Regions from separate parts of the Homo sapiens genome. Here region 2 is linked to region 1. Evidence: chromatin loops called from intact Hi-C (ENCODE). Cell type or tissue: CD4-positive, alpha-beta T cell. All regions are shown on one strand. Each heading gives the region's core, and the rest is flanking DNA. Links, peaks and the distances in the headings are about the cores only.

What was found. Hi-C counts contacts between places; a loop is a spot of excess contacts. Peaks named below come from ENCODE experiments on the same cell type or tissue, not always from the same donor. Only the 100,000 strongest peaks of a DNase experiment are listed, where the experiment ranks them.
Region 2: a loop joins it to region 1, with 4 times the contacts of the local background. A loop is called at or near these places in 3 of 110 quality-filtered maps.

Annotation. Positions count from the first base shown.
Region 1 is chr10:4,844,146-4,854,838 of GRCh38, forward strand. It overlaps AKR1E2 (aldo-keto reductase family 1 member E2), which reads left to right. Exons shown (of 10, transcript NM_001040177.3): 9 at 3,003-3,085; 10 at 3,343-3,917. The coding sequence ends at 3,385. Among named protein-coding and RNA genes, the nearest start is that of AKR1E2, 23 kb to the left of the region's middle. RefSeq lists an enhancer at 5,552-5,846. In CD4-positive, alpha-beta T cell, for the core only: a CTCF peak has its summit at 5,707 (motif pointing right); DNase peaks (open chromatin) are centred at 3,558, 4,586 and 5,686.
Region 2 is chr10:5,868,778-5,879,470 of GRCh38, forward strand. ANKRD16 (ankyrin repeat domain 16) reads right to left here. Exons shown (of 8, transcript NM_019046.3): 7 at 9,320-9,510. The coding sequence ends at 9,353. Among named protein-coding and RNA genes, the nearest start is that of ANKRD16, 16 kb to the right of the region's middle. In CD4-positive, alpha-beta T cell, for the core only: a CTCF peak has its summit at 4,862 (motif pointing left); a DNase peak (open chromatin) is centred at 4,884.

The sequences.
Region 1 (10,693 bases), core at 1,662-9,661:
TTCCTTCTGATGTTCGGATGTGTTCGGAGTTTCTTCCTTCTGGTGGGTTCATGGTCTCACTGGCTTAGGAGTGAAGGTGAGGACCTTTGCGGTGAGTGTTACAGCTCTTAAGGTGGCGCGTCTGGAGTTGTTCGTTCCTCCCGGTGGGTTCGTGGTCTTATTGGCTTCAGGAGTGATGCTGCAGACCTTTGCGGTGAGTGTTACAGCTCATAAAGGCAGTGTGGACCCAAAGAGTGAGCAGCAGCAAGATCTATTGCAAAGACCGAAACAACAAAGCTTCCGCAGTGTGGAAGGGGACGGGAGTGGGTTGCCAGTGCTGGCTTGGGCAGCCTGCTTTTATTCTCTTATCTGGCCCCACCCACATCCTGCTGATTGGTCCATTTTACAGAGAGCCGAGTGGTCTGTTTTGACAGGGTGCTGATTGGTGCATTTACAATCCCTGAGCTAGACACAAAGGTTCTCCACATCCCCACTAGATTAGCTAGATACAGAGTGTCAACACAAAGGTTCTCCAAGTCCCCACCAGAGTAGCTAGATACAGAGTGTCGATTGGTGCATTCACAAACCGTGAGCTAGACACAGGGTGCTGATTGGTGTGTTTACAAACCGTGAGCTAGATACAGAGTGCCGATTGGTGTATTTACAATCCCCTAGCTAGACATAAAGGTTTTCCAAGTCCCCACCAGTCAGGAGCCTAGCTGGCTTCACCCAGTGGATCCCGCACGGGGCCGCAGGTGAAGGCGCCTGCCAGTCCCGGGCGGTGTGCCGGCACTCCTCAGCCCTTGGGTGGTCTATGGGACCTGGTGCCATGGAGCAGGGGGCGGTGCTCGTTGGGGAGGCTCCTGCTGCAGAGGAGCCCACGGAGGGTCAGGGGAGGCTCAGGCATGGCGGGCTGCAGGTCCCGAGCCCTGCCCTGCGGGGAGGCAGCTAAGGCCTGGCGAGAAATGGAGCGCAGCGCCGGTGGGCCAGCACTGCTGGGGGACCTAGCACGCCCTCCTCAGCCGCTGGCCCGAGTGCTAAGCCCCTCATTGCCCAGGGCCAGCAGGGCTTGCCAGCCGCTCCGAGTGCCGGGCCCACCAAGCCCACACCCACCCGGAATTCGTGCTGGCCTGCAAGCACCACGCGCAGCCCCGATTCCCACCGGCGTCTCTCCCTCCACACCTCCCCGCAAGCTGAGGGAGCCGACTCCGGCCTCGGCCAGCCCAGGAAGGGGCTCCCACAGTGCAACGGTGGGCTGAAGGGCTCCTCAAGTGCCGCCAAAGTGGGAGCCCAGGCAGAGGAGGCCCGGAGAGCTAGTGAGGGTTGTGAGGGCTGCCAGCATGCTGTCACCCCTCAATGGGGGCTGCCAGCATGCTGTCACCCCTCAATGGGGGCCTGGCCTAAGGTGCCCTCTGTGCCCTGCAGGGCAGCTAGGATTGCCCCTGGGAGGACATAGGCTGGGGAAGATTATCTGACCCTCCCATGGGAGGAGCCACCGAGTGAGCAGCTCAGCAGGTGGCAGGGGGCCACATCGCCCCAGTTCTGCCCTTCTGCCGTCGTGGCTCTCAATGCCCGGGATCCCCATGGCCTAGCAAAAGTGAATGTGACACGGGGACCTTGGGCCCAGCTGAGATGCCCCCATTCCTCTGTTAGGTCTGCTACACACTGAGGGGAAATGCCATCCTCAGGCAGTGAGACAGGACCAGGCTGACGTGAGACCTGAGGGCCAAAGCCGAAGTGATCTGATGGCTGAGGACAGACAGCAGCGGCGGGTTAGGAGGGGCCGGAGGAAGTGCTTATGCTGTCAGGAGGAGGTGGGAGCCAGGTCCACAAGACTCACCAGGGAGGAGAAAGGCATCCAGTGCAGGGGGCTGCCCCGGCCCGCCCCCTGTGGCCCCAGTGCCGCTCAGAACTGCTGCTGCAAGGCTGCCTACCCTTTATAAGGAGTCTTCTAGAACTGCTTGCTGTTCCCCTTAAACCCAAGAATCCGCCTACCCCGGCCCCAGCACTCCCCACTACCTCCAGATGACACGCTGAGGCTACTTTCTCCTGCCCTCAGGAGGGGAAGGCTCTTGTGGGGAAGAGCCTGGGGTGCTCCAGGTCCTTGCATTGGAATCACTCAGTGCACCCCTCCTCCCGCCGCAAGACAGCCACTCTGCCAGGCCGGGGTGGATGCTGATGCTGTGGCCATGGGTCCTGTTCCTCAGTGTGTGGGGACAACAAAAGGGGAGGGAAGGGCTGAGAAGAATACTATTTTCAAGGAAGAAAAATGGATCACTCAGAAAATGTACTCTGTGATATGGGTACTGTTAGAGTTCATAGTCCCAGGGCCAAGTGGGTCCCTAGTTGGCAGGTGTATGGAACAAATTGTTTTGTTGGGGTTTTGAGGGGTAGCAGAGTCAGTGGGAAAAATTCTGTGCCATCCTTTTTTTTTTTTTTGAGATGGAGTCTCACTCTGTCATCCAAGCTGGAGTGCAGTGGTGCGATCTCGGCTCACTGCAACCTCCACCTCCTGGGTTCAAGCGGTTCTCCTGCCTCAGCCTCCTGAATAGCTGGGACTAGAGGCATATGCCACCATGTCCGGCTAATTTTTAAATTTTTAGTAGAGATGGGGTTTCACCATATTGGCCAGGCTGGTCTCAAACTCCTGACCTCGTGGTCTGCCCATCTTGGCCTCCCAAAGTGCTGGGATTACAGGCGTGAACCACCGCGCCCAGCCGCTATAACTTTTAACAATTCCCATATGTCCTTTATTCCACTAAGATGAGTGCAGTATATATTTCCATCTGTCCAAGGCTTCCTAAATGTAGCCAAGGCCAAGCCAACACCAGTCACATGATCAAAATCAAAGGGCATTTGGGGAATCCAGGCTGTGATTCAGGGAAGTTCCAAGTGTCTGATGAAGTGTTTGTTTTACATCTTTGTGTCCCTTGCAGGTCTAGCACTGTGCTATGTAGGTAACATGTGCTCCATTAAATGTGAATTAAACTAAGTTTTCTACAAACATTGTGTTTTGGTTCCAGGTGTTTGATTTTGAATTAACACAGCACGATATGGATAACATCCTCAGCCTAAACAGGAATCTCCGACTGGCCATGTTCCCCATGTAAATATGGCTCCTTCTTTTTAAAACAGAGGGAAGAATATACAGATTGAATGATTGGTGTCTGAATAGGTATTTATCATACACATTTTAGATTAATTAAACTTTCTCATTATAATTCTTTCCTGTTTGAAGATGAGCCACTGAATGAAGCTAATTTCATGCACTGGGGAGTTTAAAAGTATATACCATTTAAAATGTTTCTCTTAAAAAATAATCATTCTTTGTTCCTATTTTTGATTTGTTTTTCTGTTTTTCAGAACTAAAAATCACAAAGACTATCCTTTCCACATAGAATACTGAGGACGCTTCCCCTTCCTTGTTTCTGCTCAGCCCAGATGCACAGACACTATTGGCAATGTTGACCCTCCTCTGTCATCACAGCGCCAGGGCAGCTGTGCCTGGGACAGGAGCCACACAGTCAGAGGGGGATGTAAGAGCCACCTTCTCTGACAAATCTGGAGAATTGAGTGTGTTCTAAGTGAAGGCAATGGGGTTTCTCCAAGACAGCCTGTGTGGCCTCTACTCTGAACAAATACACTGATGAGTCATCAGTGAAATTTGCCTTCACATTTTAAGAAAACTTTATCTTATGGAGTTATTTAAGCCATCTACAGAGCTGAGGAAACAGTGTAATGTGTCTCTGCCCCATTGCGCAGCTCCACCCATTGTGCCCCAGGCCAGCCCGCGTCACCTACACTTCCTTCTGTGCCCTGCCAGTGACCCCCAGGTTATTCTAAAGCAGAGTCCTTCCCTTCCCCCAGTGAGAAGGAAAATGGGATAAGTCTGGGACACTGTTTCAGTTCAATAAAGAGGCTTTTTTCTTCCTTAAAAATCTGAATTTTAATTTCTTTTTTTTTTTTTTTTTGAGACAGAGTCTCACTATGTCACCCAGGCTGGAGTATAGTCAAGTGATCTCAGCTCACTGCAACCTCCGCCTCCTGGGCTTAAGTGATCCTCCTGCCTCAGCCCCCCAAGTAGCTGGTTAATTCCTAAATACTAGTTTTTAATACGGTCTTCTGATAAGTCAGATTATACCTGGGGAACCCCCATAGCGGAGATGAAATACAGCTCACTTTCTCACATCTGCTCATTCAGCCTGTTTAGATTCATGTATCAGAAGGAGGCCCTGCAGAGCATGGTGTTCACGCCCAGGCGTTGGTAGAGGGTGTGGGTTAATGGACTTCCTGTGGTCCAGACGCCATGATCCCTGTCTTTGCTGTCTGCTCAGTGAATCTGGCCTAGCTCCTGTGCCCTGGGATTCATACCGGATCTCCAGGGATATAACTTCTCAACTCACAGGCCCTTGGCTCCTATTCAAAATGAGTTAAGCCAGAAAGAAATTGATGTCTACTCCATGGTCTCTTCCCGCTTCTTGTGTCCCCCACATCAGCCTCCAAACAAGCCTCTCATTTCCTCCTCCCTCTGCATCAGGTTCAGGGAAGATATGGAGGTGTTGCCCAGTGGCTGAAGGGGACTGTTTGGGGACAGTTCCCCTCCACATCACTTCCCATTTTCACTCTATCACAAGCAGGCCAGCTGAGTCAGAGGTGTGGGTTCTGCAGATAAAAGTTGTGCTTTTCTAGCTCTGTGATCCTGAGCAGACTGCCTCACCTCCCAGCCTTCAGTGTCCTTGTCCACTCAGTGGAGGAATTGCAGCACCTCCCGGTTGTGGAGACAGCATCTGGCCCAAGTTATGTTCTAGGAAGAATGCATTGTTACTGCGACCAGTATCATTGCCATTGCCTCATTCCTCAGTTTCTCATCCACCTCCCTGCCCAGCCTTCCAGATGTGCAGGGATGTGTAGAAACCTTCTAGCTTGGCCTCAAGAGAGGACTTTGCTGCGGGTGTCACCAAAACGAAAAGACATGACTGGTGCAAGAGCTTCATGGGAGCCTCGCCCTAGTGGGGGTAGGATTGAGGGTGGGGTGTCATGGTTTGACCAAATTTCCAGGGAGAGTTTAATCAGAAGACTGTTTACAAAGGACTGAGGAAATGGGAGAGTCTCTTGACCTTCCTACGATCAGGCCCTGTCCACCACCATGGACCTTTAATTTTTCCATGTTCGTGACTCCTTATCATTCATTAGCTGTGTGACTTTGTGCAAATTACTTAACCTTTTAAACCTTTAAACTCTTTGTCACTGTCTACCTAGAGGTGTTAGGATTCAGTGGCATAGTGCCATGCAGCAGGTGACACAGTCATCTGCATGTAGCACTCTTGTGAACACATGCGTGTGTAGGTGTGTGACTTGTATTTTATCTCCCACAGAGTCAAAAATCTAACTGCTATTTTGTGAATTTTCCTTGTCACTTATACTTAAACCATTGTTCATTGACCTTAAAAGTAGAGAGTAGAATGGTGGTTACCAGAGGCTGGGGAGGGCAGGGGTGGATGGCTGATGAGGAGAGGTTGGTCAGCAAGGACACAGTTGCAGTTGGGAGGAATGAGTCTCAGCGCTCCATTGCACAGTAGCGTGAGTTGGTTAACAGTAATACGTCAGGTGTCTCACGATAGCTGGCCAATGAGGATCCACTACGTTATTTGCATTTCATGGATTTACTTCCAGCCGGCATGAAAACTGAGTGAAGCTGGCCACCAGGTGGCGCTGGGAAGCACTTAATGGTCCAGTGCATCTGCGGCTCTTAACAGGAGATGGCAGCCTTTTACTGTCTTTGATTTTAAGACCTCTTCAACTTTGTACAATCACAGTGAGGAAGGAAACAATGGATAGCAAAAATAGGCAAACACTGGGCAACTGCAAAGCTTAAAAAGTTTCACAGAAGTTACGCAGCCTCGTTCTTGAGCAGTATTTCCCAGTTCCCTTTTCAGATGGTAATTGATAACCCGGCCCCTCTTGTCTGTTCATTCTGAGTGGAGCTGACAAGCCCTCCCCTTCTTTGGTTCCCTGCTTTTCTCTAGGGAATGTGACTTCTGTGTAAGTTCTTCCCCACTCTGGGGCCTGGAGACCAAGGTCCACAGAGGAGGTGTAAACGTGTGCCCTTAAGGGACCCTCTGCGTCAAATGATTGTGGGCATCTCTCCTGACTTTAAGACTGGGAGATACTCAGATACTCGTTTCAGTAGCTGCTTCTCCTCATTGGCACTTTCGTATTTTATTTGAATGGAAAATCCAAGGATAAGTGGTAATCAAAGGCTTAAAAAGCTGGAAACAGATTCGGGAGGTGTGGATGGGCATCAAATGGGCATCAAGGAGCAAGAGACCTTGGGGAGGATGGCAGGGCCTCGCTGACTGATGGCAGTTTATGTTTGATTGTTTTGAGAAACTGCCAACTGTTTCCCAAAGTGCACAGGCTTACAGTCGCATCAGCAATGTGCGAGGTTCCGGTTTCTCCACACCCTCGCCAGCATTAGTTTTGGTCTGCCCCTGTTGTTGTTACAGCTGTTTTAGTGGGTGTTCAATGGTGTCTCATTGTGGATTTCATTACAATTCCTTACTGCCTAATGATCTGAGCATCTTTTCATGTGCTTATTGGCCATTTGTATGTCTTTGGTGAAATCCCCCATGGCATTCCTATGAGTTCACTGTGGGTGCCGCAGGGTGACTATGTGCACAATCTTGGAACTGTGCATTTAGACACTATTTATTAGTTCCCAACTTTAATCAATGATAAAATTCGCATTTTAGCACGTTTATTTCTCCATCTTTTCTCTTTCTTCCATTTCTCCTTTTCTTCACACAGACATCTAATATGCACCTTAAACTTTATGTGTCTAAAACAATGCTTCAAGCTCAACCCCAGCTCTCCAACAAGCTTTCTTTATTGTTATTCCTTAGTTATAAAGATGAGGGAGACTTGGTCTTGCCCTTAAACACCCAAGTTGAAATGGGAGAGGCACGCATGTGGAGGCGATCACAGAACAGTGACATGTGATGCGACCAGCTCTGGCTGGGTTTGGGCACATTTTCATTTTATATCATGAAATTGATCAAGACCCTGTGTCTTCATTGTGTTCCTTTTTCTTGTTATGCAGCATATTTTCACAGGACTGAATTCTTTTACGTATCCATACACTGGGGCAAATCAACTATCCAGACCTAGGTTAGCAACATTAGATGATGTGACATCCACCATACTGTGGTCATTGTCACTCCCGGTTGGATTCTGCTCTGGGCAGAGAGGGCTAATGGGCGTGACTCTAGGCCCAGTTTCCATAGCCTGGCAGTCCTCACTAGGAGGCTAGAGCTGGACTGGAAGCCTGTCTTCACCAACTGGTTTCTGGTACTTTGAACACATGGAGAACAAGGAAAACTACAATTTTTAATGTGCACTTCTGTCACGTATCGCCTCTGCCACTTAGAATTATATCCATGCTCCAACACCAATCCCTCCCTAACATTAGCTAGTACTAACTCGATGCTTTCTGTGTGCCAGGTACTATTCTATAAGTATGTTACAGGTTTTAACTGAATCTTCACAGAAAGGTAGGATTTACCATTATTTCTGTTTTATAAATGAAATAACCAAGGAATAGAGAAGTTAAGTAAATTACCCGCAAATACCCAGCTAGTAAAGTGATGTAAGTAGAATTTGACTCGGGAAATCTGGCTTCAGAGGCTGGGCTTTTAATTACATACCATGTGGGAAACAGTTAACTAGGTACTCTTTCTCTTGGAATTAATCTTTTTAAACTATGTAAATAAGAGGGTGAGACTTTTGGTGTTGATTCCCGAGAAGATAGGACACATTCCACCCCACAGGACTGGCATGTGGCCCAGTGACAGTGCCAGACCCTTTGAACACACAGCTCCGTTCCATGTGACGCCAGTGGAAAATCAAACATTTCTTGGCAGTATTGACGAGTATTTGGATGAAAGAAACAGAAGAGCTCATTAAACCTGCAAAACTCTATTCCAATGGTGACCAGCATTACTTCACCTGGGAAATCATTGAAAAACAATTACTGTGAGACTGGATTGGTGAGTCACACGAGTTCAAGCCATTATATGCTTAATTTACTTCCAGCCCTGATTTTAAACAGAGGCGGTATATTTAAATCAGAAGGAGATACGGAAACAGCAATTTCTTGGCTAGAAAAATCAGCATCTCTAGGGGGAAGTGGAAAATTCTCAAAGAGCTGAAGAGCATGAAAAAGGCTCCTTCTCTTGTCAAGATAGATCACGGCCCTCATTAGTGAAGAAGATTCTGCAGGCACAAAGGGCCCTGAACAAATGCTGGGCAACAACAGAAACTGTGGTGCGATTAATTCTTGTAAAATAATAAGACAGAAATAGCTCCATCAATGGAAGGAGAATACCGTTAGCTAGAGACTACCCAAAGGAAGAGAATCTCTGAAATTAAGTTAGATTAAGTGGGATTGAGTTGTGACAGCTGCAGGGACAGACCTTCACCACTGTGCCACCCCACCTGGTGTCTAATGAATTTACGCTGAAGCAGGTTAGGACAGTTTGCAAGCAGAAAATACAACAGAGATGGATTGGCAAGGTCTGCTGGAATTGCTGCTGCTTTTTTATTTTCATTTTATTTTGTTGTTTTTGTTCTAAAAATATTTTATTCTTTTTTTTGGCTTACACGGCAGAAATCCATTTTCTCACAGTTTTAGAGGCTAGAAGTCTAGGGTCAAGGTGTTAACAGATTTGGTTTCTTCTGAGGCCTCTCTCCAGGACTTTTCCTTCTGTGTCCTCACATGGTCTTCCTTCTGTGTGTGTCTGTGACCTTGAGGGATATTTTAAAGCTGAAGAGATAAAAGAGGTTGTGGGGCTATGTCTTAAGACAAAAGAACATTTAGGAAACCTCAGGAAATGATCAGAGTGGGATAGATGTTACTAGAAGAAACAAAGAAATTGAATTCAATTAGGAGTTAGAATCATTTACAAAGCAATGGGGAAAGTAAGCCCCTAAAAACTATTGTAGCATATAGTAACCAGAGCCAAACTCTCATAATATATTCCCCAAGGCAAAAGAAAAATATTTACAAGATTGGCGTTGTTTTATATGTTTGCAAACTTATTTAATAAGTCTGGCTTTGTAGATTTCATATCTGAGTCTGCATTCAATCAAAATGTCTTGGCTAAACTTCATGAAAAAACCCCAGCCTCATAAATTAGTAGTTGGAAAAAGGAGGCATATTTAGAGCTTTTTCAGATAATTGTATTTCTTTGATACATTAGACTGGACACACAGTAGTTTGTTTAAGGTTAATTGCAATATTGCAATGAGGAACTTGTTGCCAAAAAAAAAAAAAAAACCAAACTCTGTAAAATATCTGAAGAGATTGATTCTAAGCCAAATATGAGAACCATGACCCATGACACAGCCTCAGGAGATCCTGAGGACATGTGCCCATTGTGGTCTGGTTACAGCTTAGTTTTATATGTTTTAGGGAGACATAAGACACCAATCCGTATAAGTGAGATAGACTTTGGTTTGGTCTGGAAACATGGAACAACTGAAAGTGGGGACAACTGTCAGAGGCATTTAAATCAGAGCAACTCCACCTTGAATAGGGGCTGAGTAAAATGAGACTGAGACCTATTGGGCTGCATTCCCAGATGGTTAAGGCATTCTAAGTCACAGGATGAGATAGGAGGTCACACAAAATACAGGTCATAAAGACCTTGCTGATAAAACAGGTTGCAATAAATCCCCCAAAACCAAGATGGCGATGAGAGTGACCTCTGGTCGTCCTCAATGCTACACTCCCACCAGCGCCATGGCAATGTCAGGGAGCTACCCTATAGGGTCTAAAAAGGGGAGGCAGAAATAATGTACTCCTTGTTTAGCATATCATCAAGAAATAACCATAAAACTGGGCAGCCAGCAGCCCTTGGGGCTGTTTTGTCTATGGAGTAGCCATTCTTTTACTCCTTTACTGTTTTTTTTTTTTTTTTTTTTTTTTTTTAGACAGAGTCATGCTCTGCTGCCAAGGCTGGAGTATAGTGGCACTATCTCAACTCACTGCAAACTCCACCTCCCGGGTTCAAGTGATTCTTCTGCCTCAGCCTCCCGAGTATCTGGGACTACAGGTGCATGCCACCACATCCAGCTAATTTTTGTATTTCTAGTAGAGATGGGGTTTCACCATATTGACCAGGCTGGTCTTTAACTCCTGACCTCATGATCTGCCCACCTTGGCCTCCCAAAGTGCTGGGATTATAGGCATGAGCCACCGCACCTGGCCTACTCCTTTACTTTCTTAATAAACTTGCTTTCACTTTACTCTGTGGACTTGCCCTGAATTCACTCGTGCGAGATCTAAGAACCCTCTCTTGGGGTCTTCTTCCAGACCCTTTGCTGTAACATCTTTCTTGTGACCACTGAAGGGACTATAGTGAGGAACCCCCCGCCCCGACCCAGAGGCTAACTTTGGGTAAGTGGTGGGTGGGGTCCAGTAACATTTTTCTCATGAACCACAAAAGGGCTGATACTGAGGAGACCTCCCACCCAAAGGAAATAGACTACAGCAGTGATCAGCGGACTTTGGGTAAGTGGGGTGTGTATACCCAGGTAAAGAATGGGATTTGGTAGCAGGCCTAACTTAGGGGAGTTAGGGTCTCTCCTAAGACAGAGTAGGTTAGAGGCCCCTCTTCATAAAAGGCAAGGACACTTGACTGACCTTGGGTTAGAG
Region 2 (10,693 bases), core at 1,098-9,097, 1.0 Mb after region 1:
GCTTCATTCCTTAAGTCAGCAAGACCACGAACCCACCAGGAGGAACAAACAACTCTGAATGTACCATCTTTAAGATCATAACACTCACCGCAAGGTCTGTGGCTTCATTCTTGAAGTCAGCAAGACCAAGAACCCACCAGAAGGAATAAATTCTGGACACAATACCACAAAAAGACAAAGAAAGCAAAGGTGCGGGAAGAAACTTTTGGACAAGTTTGTCCAACCTGTGGCCCAGGTGGCTTTGAATGTGGCCCAACACAAATTTGTAAATTTTCTTAAAACATTGAGATGTTTTGCGATTTTTTTTTTTAAAGCTCATCAGCTATCTTTAGTGATAGTGTAGTTTATGTGTGGCCCAAGACAATCATTCTTCTTCCAATGTGGCCCAAGGGAGACAAAAGATTAGATACCCTGCTTTTGGAGGCGAGGGATGTGTTTATTGCCTTGGCCGTGGTGATAGTTTCCTGGGAGCACAAATATGTCTGAATTAATCAAACTGTATATATCAAGGATGTGCAGCTTTGTGTACCAATTATACCTCAGTAAAACCATTACAAAAAGGAAAAGAACAAAGGAAATGCAAATTCCTAGAGTCCACCCTGGACCTACAGGCCCAGCTCTCTGGGGCTGCCCAGCCACCTGTGTCCAGCAAGGTGGGGGCCTGAGAAGCACTGCCCAGGCCTTTGCTCCCCTAATGGACTATTTCACCCTTCCCTAACTCGTCAGACCTCCCATACCACATCCTCACTCTCAGCTGATCACCTGCTTTCCTATTTCACTGAGAAGTCGAAGCACCTAGAAGACAGCTTGGTGTTTCCCAGCACCAAGGGCCCCAGCTCCTGCTCAGCACCCTTCTGCTCAGCTTTCCCTCTTGAGGCTGGGGAGGAACCGGCAGGGTGAACGCGAGTATTTCTCCTCATGCACAAGAAGCTACTCAATGCAGCAGCTATGGCCGCCCCTGGGAACTAGCTGGAAGCAGCTGGGGGTTGCTGGGGGGAGGGGTGGGTGGGTGGGAATCTGCATCTTTAATAGTTTCTAATTTCAACTTTTATTTTAAATACAGGGGGTACATGTGCAGGTTTGTTACCTGGGTATATCGCGTGATGCTGAGGTCTGCAGTAAGGATCGCATCACTTAGCATGGTATCCAGTAGGTAGTTTTTTTGACTGGCCCCCGCACCCCTGGACTCTCTCCCTCTGAGAATCTGCATTTTTCTTTTTTTCAGGATCCCTAGGTTTGAAGGAATCTGCATTTTAACAAGACTCTAGTTGCTTCGTACAGACATTAGACTCATTCCTCCTCCTCACTTTCTGTTGGACCATTCTCTCAGCAATCTGTAAACTGTAATCTGCTCCATTAAAAAAACCAAAACATCGATCCACATCCCTCTCCACTGCTTCATTTGCAAGCTCCAGGTTCTGCCTTCCCATTCTCTCTCAAACCTGCTCTGATCTTTGTCCAGCTCCTCACCGACCCCTTCACGGAGGCCCCCAGTGCACCTGCGCAGTGAGGTCAGCTTCGCAGGGGCCCCCAGTGCACCCGCACAGTGAGGTCAGCGTTGGCTCTTGGCCTCTCTTCCCTGCGACTCTGCCCGGGCACCAGCCAGTCCTCATTCCCTCCCTACTGCTTTTTTTTTTTTTTTTTGAAACAGGGTTTTGCTCTGTCACCCAGGCTGGAATACAAAAGTGCAATCATAGCTCACTGCAGCCTTGACCTCCTGGGCTCAAGGAATTCTCCCACCTCAGCTTCCTTGGTAGCTGGGACTACAGGCACACCACGCCCAGCTAATTTTTTGTATTTTTTGTAGAGGCAGGGTCTCACCATGTTGTCCAGGCTGGTCTCAAGCCATCTGCCCGCCTTGGCCTCCCAAAGTGTTGGGATTACAGGCGTGAGCCACGTGCCTGGCCATTGCTATTTTTAAAATGTTGTTTCAATTACCCCCAGGGTGTCACTCCCCTTCAGGATGCTTTGGGCCTTCCAGAGTAGGAAGAGTAACAAGAGACCTGGTTCACCTGTGGTGAAGCCAGGAGAGGTGTCATGTTGGTTGAAATGCCTGCAGAACCCTCCTGTTGCTGTGCTCAGGCCAGAAGCTGCACAGAGCATGGGCCGATAAATGCATCCACTCCCCGTGCTTTCCCAGGAGCGCCCAGGCCTGTCCTCAGTATCAAGTCAATCACATTTTCAGCATGGTAGGAGGAGGCAGGTTCTGCAAATGCTGCAGGGTGGGTTAATCACACAGGCCAATCAAGTCCCTGTCGTCACCACGATTGGCAGAGGCCAGCCCTCACTCCCATCTTGTTTCCTTCTCAGTAAAAATCATGTCACGCAGCCAGGCTTGGTGGTTCACGCCTGTAATCCCAGCACTTTGGGAGGCCAAGGTGGGCGGATCACCTGAGGTTGGGAGTTCGAGACCAGCCTGACCAACATGGAGAAACCCTGTCTCTACTAAAAATAGAAAAATTAGCCAGGTGTGGAGGCGCACGCCTGTAATCCCAGCTACTCAGGAGGCTGAGGCAGGAGAATCGCTTGAACCCGGGAGGCAGAGGTTGCTGTGAGCCGAGATTGAGCCATTGCACTCTAGCCTGGGCGACAGAGCTAGACTCCAACTCAAATAAATAAATAAATAAATAAATAAATAAATAAATAAATATCACACCACATCACTCTTTCCAACTGAAAGAGTGTAATTTAAAAAAGTGTAAAAACTGCCAAATGTAAGTCCACATTATTATCCATTCTTGTAGGAAACGTAATAAATGTGCTCCACAAATCCCCCACCCTCCTAGATACTGGCATTGAATGAGGCGCCCACGTGGGCTCTGCCCTGAACTTTTCTTCCTTCTTGCCCTTCTTCTTTCCTTCATGCCTCTGAGAAGGAAACTCTCCTTCTGCATCTGGAGCTGAGCTCCCCAAGGGCTTCTAAGCCTACTTCCCACACCTTCCGAAGAGCCTTATCCCACAGAGCCCTCACTCCCTCACCGCTGGCTTCCTCCCTCTGTGGGCTCCTTTCCCAGTCTGTAAACATGCCACATGCTCATCCCCTCACTCACCCTCTCGGAGAAAACTACTGTCCTGTCAAACTGCTTTCTTCTTTCCTTTCCTTCACCACACAATGCAGCCAAGGGTGCAGAGAGTTGCTCAGGCCCCTGTGCAGCCCATATCTCCCACCCACTCGCATGGCCCAACCTCCAGTGATCAAATCCAACAGCCGTTTCTGTCCCCAACCTGCCGCCCTTGCCTCCAGTTGAATTTGACAGAGATTACTCTGTCTACATCTTAAAAAAACGGAAACCAATGAAAGAGGCAACACACAAGACTCAATATGGACAGTAATACGATGGAGCATAAGACGGCCATGAAACACGACATTCACAAAGTTTTAAAGAGCATTAGGATTTGCTTGTAAAATAAAGTTAGAGGGCCAAGTGTGGTGGCTCACACCTGTAAACCTAGCACTTTGGGAGGCTGAGGCGGGCGCATCACTCGAGGTCAGGAGTTTGAGACCAGCCTGGCCAACATGGTGAAACCCTGTCTCTACTAAAAATACAAAAATTAGCCAGGCATGGTGGAGGGCGCCTGTAATCCCAGCTACTCAGGAGGCTGAGGTATGAGAATTGCTTGAACCCAGGAGGTGCAGGCTGCAGTGAGCCGAGATTACGCCACTATACCCCGGCCTGGGTGACACAGCAAGACTGTCTCCAAAATAAATAAATAAACAAAGTTAAGGGAAAAACTGCACGTGCAGCATCAGCTCAACCGTATGCATTTTATTTATTTTTTATGTAGGTATTTTTTTTGAGATGGAATCTCACTCTGTTGCCCAGGCTGGAGTGCAGTGGCGCGATCTCAGCTCACTGCAAGCTCCACCTCCTGGATTCACGCCATACTCCTGCCTCAGCCTCTCGAGTAGCTAGGACTACAGGCGCCCGCCACCACACCCGGCTAATTTTTTGTATTTTTAGTAGAGACGGGATTTCACCGTGTTAGCCAAGATGGTCTTAATTTCCTGACCTCGTGATCTGCCCCCCTTGGCCTCCCAAAGTGCTGGCATTACAGGCGTGAGCCACCGCGCCCGGCCCTGCATTTTATTTTTTATTTCTTGAGAGGGAGTCTCACTCTGTCACCCAGGCTGGAGTGCAGTGGTGTGATCTCGGCTCACTGCAGCCTCTGCCTCCTGGGTTCAAGCGATTCTATGCCTCAGCCTTCCAAGCAGCTGGGACTACAGGTGTGCCCCACCACACCTGGCTAATCTTTTTTTTTTTTTTTTTCTGAGACAGAGTCTTGCTCTGTCGCCCAGGCTGGAGTGCAGTGACATGATCTCAGCTCACTGCAACCTCCGCCTCCCGGGTTTAAGCAATTCTCCTGCCTCAGCCTCCCAAGCAGCTGGAACTACAGTCGCATGCCACCATGCCCAGCTAACTTTTTTGTATTTTTAGTACAGACAGGGTTTCACTGTGTTAGCCAGGATGGTCTCGATCTCCAGACATCATGATCCGCCCGCCTCGGCCTCCCAAAGTGCTGGGATAACAGGCATGAGCCACCGTCCCCAGCACGCCTGGACAATTTTTGTATGTTTAGCAGAGATGGGGTTTCACCATATTAGCCAGGCTAGTCTTGAACTCCTGACCTCAAGTGATCTGCCCGCCTCGGCCTCCCAAAGTGCTGGGATTATAGGTAGGGGCCACCGTGCTCAGCCCTATATGCATTTTTAAAGACTAAGGGAAAATAAGAGTGGTTCCATCTGGGTGGTGGAACTATAGATTATTTTTGTTTTCTCCTTTACTATCTTCTGTATTTTACAATAGGCCTTACAAACAAAAGTCTGGGAGATTAAAAGGGACATTTTTCTGGTCTGCCACCTGCTGGTGGATTCTAGCAACGTCCTGGGTTAAATTAAATTCAGTGCTTGCTCCTCCCTCTTCTCACTGTCTGAGCACCCTCCCTATAGTTCCCTCCAGCTTCTTTAGCCTGACTTTTGCCATCTCGTTTCCATTTTGTGATCCTTTCCCTCTTGTCTTGTGTATTTTCTCGTGTAAGTTTTTTTGGTAATATATGTTAGGTCCTCGCTATTTTCAGGTCATTACAATTTTTACCTCTTTGCATCTCTTTTCAGCGACTTCTGCTTTTTTTTTTTGAGACGGCGTCTCGCTCTGTTGCCAGGCTGGAGTGCAGTGGTGATCTTGGTTCACTGCAACCTCCAACTCCCGGGTTCCAGTGATTCTCCTGCCTCAGCCTCCCAAGTAGCTGGGATTACAGGCGGGTGCCACCACGCCTGGCTAATTTTTGTATTTTTAGTAAAGACGGGATTTCACCATGTTGGCCAGGATGGTCTCGATCTCCTGACCTTGTGATCTGCCTGCCTCAGCCTCCCATAATACTGGGACTACAGGTGTAAGCCATCGTGCCTGGGCGAGACTTCTGCTTTGATTGAGCTTAGTAACACACACTCACCATGGGAGCGGGTGTGCTTTTAGGACAAGCTGACAGCCCTGGTGGAAGTGGGTGTTAGTTAAGGCAATCAGAAATCCTGGCAAGTGTAGTACGTGCTCTGGGAGGCAGGTTAAGCCACAATTGGCAATCAATGCCCTTGGTCACATTAGTGAGAACGCCCTGGCAGCCATGTGGAGGGTGGATTTGAGGACTTGGAGAGGTGTATTTAAGACATGGCTGCCACTCTCTAGGAGGAGAGTGAGAGAGCTTGGGCAGGAGTCGCAGTAGGGATGGTGTGGAACAGGCAGATTAGAGAGCCGCCCAGCAGCTGTCCTCTGCAGGGACTCCTTAAGAGGGAGGAGTCATGACTGACCCCCAGCTTTCCAACACAGGTTGGGTGAGCTGTGATGCCACCAACCAAGGCAGGAATGCAGGCCTGTATGTCAGTGGGTTGTGGGGAAGGCTGGGTTTTGAATAAACTGAATGTGAGATGGCCTCAGAACATCCATGCAGAAACGTAAGCAGGCAGTGGAAAGTAAGGGCTAGAGAGAGATCTGAGTGTTACTGACATTAGGGTGTAGCTGAAACCCGAGGCATGGACGACAACGCTTCAGGAGAAAATCCAGAATGACGGAGATGCTGGAGACAGAAGCTGGTACGCATGAGCACGGAGGGCCAGCCTGACAGAGGAGTGCAGAGGCAGAGAAGGAAAAGGCAGAAAGAAAAACCCAGGAGTGCATTATTGCATGTGGCAACAGTCCAGAAGGGGTAGTGATCAGTAAGTGAACTGAAAGGGTCAGTAATCTAAGGGCTAAAAGTACATCACTTGAAATGGCAAGCAGGACGTCACTGGTATCTGAAAGGAAGAGTCTGCACAGAGCAGCAACAACGACGCCAGACTGCGGGGGGTGGGAGGTGCCTATGAGCTGAGGGTATCAAGTAGAGACTCTTCATGAAAGTGTGTATGGGAAAAGATGCTCCAGAGGGAATAATAATGAGAAGGGGCTGCAGGGTGCAAGAGTCAGAGGACAAAATGAGACAATCTAGGTAAGGGCTTAGCACACTATCTCGCATTTACTAAGTGCTCAATGCACATAAAGGGCTTTTATCGCCCATTCATTAACTATATAATAATTTTAAATTTAAATGACAAAAATCAGTCCAAGGAGCCTGCATACCAGTCGGGGAGAAAAACAATCAACAAAATAAATAAATTATATGGTACATTTGCTAATAGCAAATGCTAAGAAGAAAAAATAAACTGGGGAAAGAAGATATCAAATGTTGAAGAAAAGGACACAATTTTAGATAGGGTGGCCTGGGCAGGCCTCGCTGAGAAGGTGGCTTGTAGGTAAAGACCCAAAGGAGGTGAGTAAAGTAACTATAATTAGGGAGTAATAGAAAAATATTAGTTATCATTGCCAGAGCATTCTTCATATATTATTGTTATGGAAACATCTGGTTATTATTCTATTATTGCTACTCTCTTTGCTGCAATTAATGTTCTTTTTTTTTTTTTTTTTGAGACAGAGTCTCATTCTGTCACCCAGGCTGGAGTGCAGTAGTGCAATCTCGGCTCACTGCAACCTCTGCCTCCCAGATTCAAGCGATTCTCCTGCCTTAGCCTCTCAAGTAACTGGGATTACAGGCGCCTGCCACCATGCCAGGCTAATTTTTTTGTTTTGTTTTGTTTTGAGATGGAGTCTTGCTCTGTCACCCAGGCTGGAGTACAGTGGCACGATCTCGGCTCACTGCAACCTCCGCCTCCGGAGTTAAAGCGATTCTCCTGCCTCAGCCTCCCAAGTAGCTGGGATTACAGGCGCATGCCACCACGCCGGGCTAATTGTTGTATTTTTAGAAGAAACTGGGTTTCACCATGTTGGCCAGGCAGGTCTTGAACTCCTGACCTCAGGTGATCCACCCACCTCAGCCTCCCAAAGTGTTGGGATTACAGGCATGAGCCACCGCGCCCAGCCCACGATTAATGTTCTTATAATCACTGCCATCTCTGGGTGTTTAGTAGTTTCAGCAGTGGCATCCAGTAACCACGGTTTCTATTACAAAGGTGCGTGGAATCTAGGAAAACCGGGGACAACAGTGTAACATGCTGTGTCATCATCATCAGCTGGTTTGTAAGGGCAGAAGCAAAGCCAAGTGGAAGCTGATCGTGCACGCAGCTGCTGCAAACACAAAGCTGCTCATGTGTGTGCTGAGGGGAAAGAGGGCAGTCCCAGACTGATCTTTCAGTCCCACCTGTACACGTGAAATAGCCGCACAACAGGACCATCTTCAGACCTAGAGGGCATTGACGCAGGCATCTCTGGAGGAACAGAAAAGTGGTAACTACATCTCAAATCAGTGCAGATGGAGAGTGTGTAATTTAGAGGTCACAAGACAGGAGTGTTTCTACCAGAACACTGATTTGGTGGTTAGAAACAGGAATCCGCTGATGCCATCTGGGAATAATTAAGACGAACGGGAAATTCTTGCTCTGTGCCAAACCGAGCCCAACGCTGAGAGTAAGGTGGGTGTGTAATAAGCACTTACTGGATCACACTGAATAAGAGGATTCAATGTTGCTTGTGACTGATGCATACAATGATTAAAAAGCCTGATCTAGACTAATAATTATTCTTTGCAATTCAGAGAGAAGGATCAAAAAAGGAAAAGAAAGAAAAGGAAAAAAAAGTAGAAAAAGAATCTAAATGCCTGAGGACTCATCCTATCTTTACTCCGTTTAAGAGGCTATAATATTTTTTAAAGCTAAATGTCAAGTGTTTCATTCCTTAAGTCACAGGCTTCCGTGGGTGGATGGGACAGGCCAGAAAAATGGGTTTTAAAGACAAAACCCCATTCTTAAACTCAGGTTAACAGAAGTTTTGTAAATATCTTAGTTACATTTTCTTTTTTTCTTTTTTTTTTTGAGACGGAGTCATGCTCTGTCGCCCAGGCTGGAGTGCAGTGGCGCTATCTCAGCTCACTGCAACCTCTGCCTCCTGGGTTCAGGCAATTCTCGGGCCTCAGCCTCACTGGTAGCTGGGACTACAGGCATGCACCAGCACAGCTGGCTAATTTTTGTATTTTTAGTAGAGATGAGGTTTTATCATGTTGGCCAGGCTGGTCTTGAACTCCCGGCCTCAAGTGATCTGTCTGCCTCAGCCTCCCAAAGTGCTGGGATTACAGGCACGGGCCACCATGCCCGGTCCTTAGTTACATTTTTTACATGTATTTATTACTTGAAGGGGGTCAATACTGAATTTATCTATTAAAACAAACAAAAACCCTCAAGATTAAAACTTGATAGCTTAACTAGCAGTGCTTAGAATATATAAAAGTTTTTATTAATTTCTTGTAAATGCCTGTGTAAACAGATTATAAGTATGTCCTTCTTGGCTACGAAACCAAAAGTGAACCATTGTAATGGCCAAGTAAAAGCTTATGAAGGAAGAAATTAAATGGGCCAACTGCATTTTATAGCTCAAGCTAATAGCAACGTATGTGATATTTTTGTTATTATTATCACAGCCTTACCATGCAGCAGTTACTATAAGATATTTCATATGTTTGTGAAAGTGTGTATGCTATATTATATTCATGCATGGTACATGCTTCTCTAAGGATCCCACAGCCTGATCGCGCAAACGTTATCTATTCTACTTTAAGAGTACAAAGAGTGAAATATGGACTACGGGAAGATTATGACTGTGCTTGGGACTCCATAATGTGCCTGTCATGGAGCTGGGAACTCAGCCCCCTGATCACTGGGAACTCCTCAGCAGGAGTGGAACATGCAGGATGAGGGAAGGGAGGAAGTGGAGGAGATGGAAAACTGGCTTCCAACTGGTTTCGCTGAATCTGTGACTGACTTAAGAAGCAGGATATGAATTACCATGCACTTTATTGCCTCCTCTTGGAAACATCCTTATGTCATTGCGCTATGGCCAGAGCCCTGAAGGACATCTGCTCTCCTTGGGAGCTGCTGAGCCAGGGTGCCCGTGATGTCTTCAGAATCCTTCAGTCCCGACTGCAGGAGAAACTTGGCACAGGCCAAGTGCTGACCTGCACAGGCCAGATGCAGGGCTGAGGGGTGACAAAAATCACATGGACTTAAAACACAATCCCTGGAGCAATACTGACCTCATGAGTTGATAGTGCCCAATAAAAATATCAATTCTTTCAATATCTTCCGTAATCCATCTTCACAACTTCACCTATACTAGATCAAAATATTTTTGTTTCTAACCTGATTGGGTTGAAAATAGTTTTAAAGATAACAAAACCAGTTAGAGAGGATTTAAGAAATTTATCTAGGCTGGGCGTGGTGGCTCATGCCTGTAATCCCAGCACTCTGGGAGGCTGAGGTAGGCAGATCATGAGGTCAAGAGTGTGAGACTAGCCTGACCAACATGGTGAAACCCCATCTCTAATAAAAATTAAAAAATTAGCCGGGCGTGGTGGTGCATGCCTGTAATCCCAGCTACTCGGGAGGCTGAGGCAGGAAAATCGCTTGAACCCAGGAGGTGGCGGTTGCAGTGAGCACTGCACGCCAGCCTGGGTGACAGAGCAAGACTCTGCCTCAAAAAAAAAAAAAAAAGAAAAAGAAACTTATCTAAAGCAAGAAGCAACAGAGCAAGTTAACAAGATATAGGATACATCCTCTTCATACGCCTGAATGCTCTGGAAACACACTTTAAATGGTACAAAAAACTTTCTAAAAGGCTTATTGAATTTGCTTTGTAAGTAAAAATATCACCACAAATAATCACGTAGCCAAAAAAACACTTTTGAACAAGCTTCCCACTCTGGGTGCAGAAATCAGCACTGAGGTTCCTGGTGTGCTGAGTTCAGGGGCACTGGTGATTCTGCTGCTTTCCCTCCAGCAGAGAAGCTGTGTCCCTTCCTGGGCAGAGCAGCTGCCCTTTCCAGCCCTAGAGTGAGTAGTTAGGTACCTGCGAGTCTTTGAAGCATCAGAAAGATCCCACTAGGCCAGGCGCGGTGGCTCATGCCTGTAATCCCTGCACTTTGGGAGGGCGAGGTGGGCAGATCACTTGAGGTCAGGAGTTTGAGACCAGTCTGGCCAACATGGTGAAACCCTGTCTCTACTAAAAATACAAAAATTAGCTGGGCATGGTGGTGGGCACCCGTAGTCCCAGCTACTTGGGAGGCAGAAGAATCGCTTGAACCCAGGAGGTGGAGGTTGCAGTGAGCCAAGATCGTGCCACTGCCCTCCAGACTGGGTGACAGAGCGAGACTTTGTCTCCAA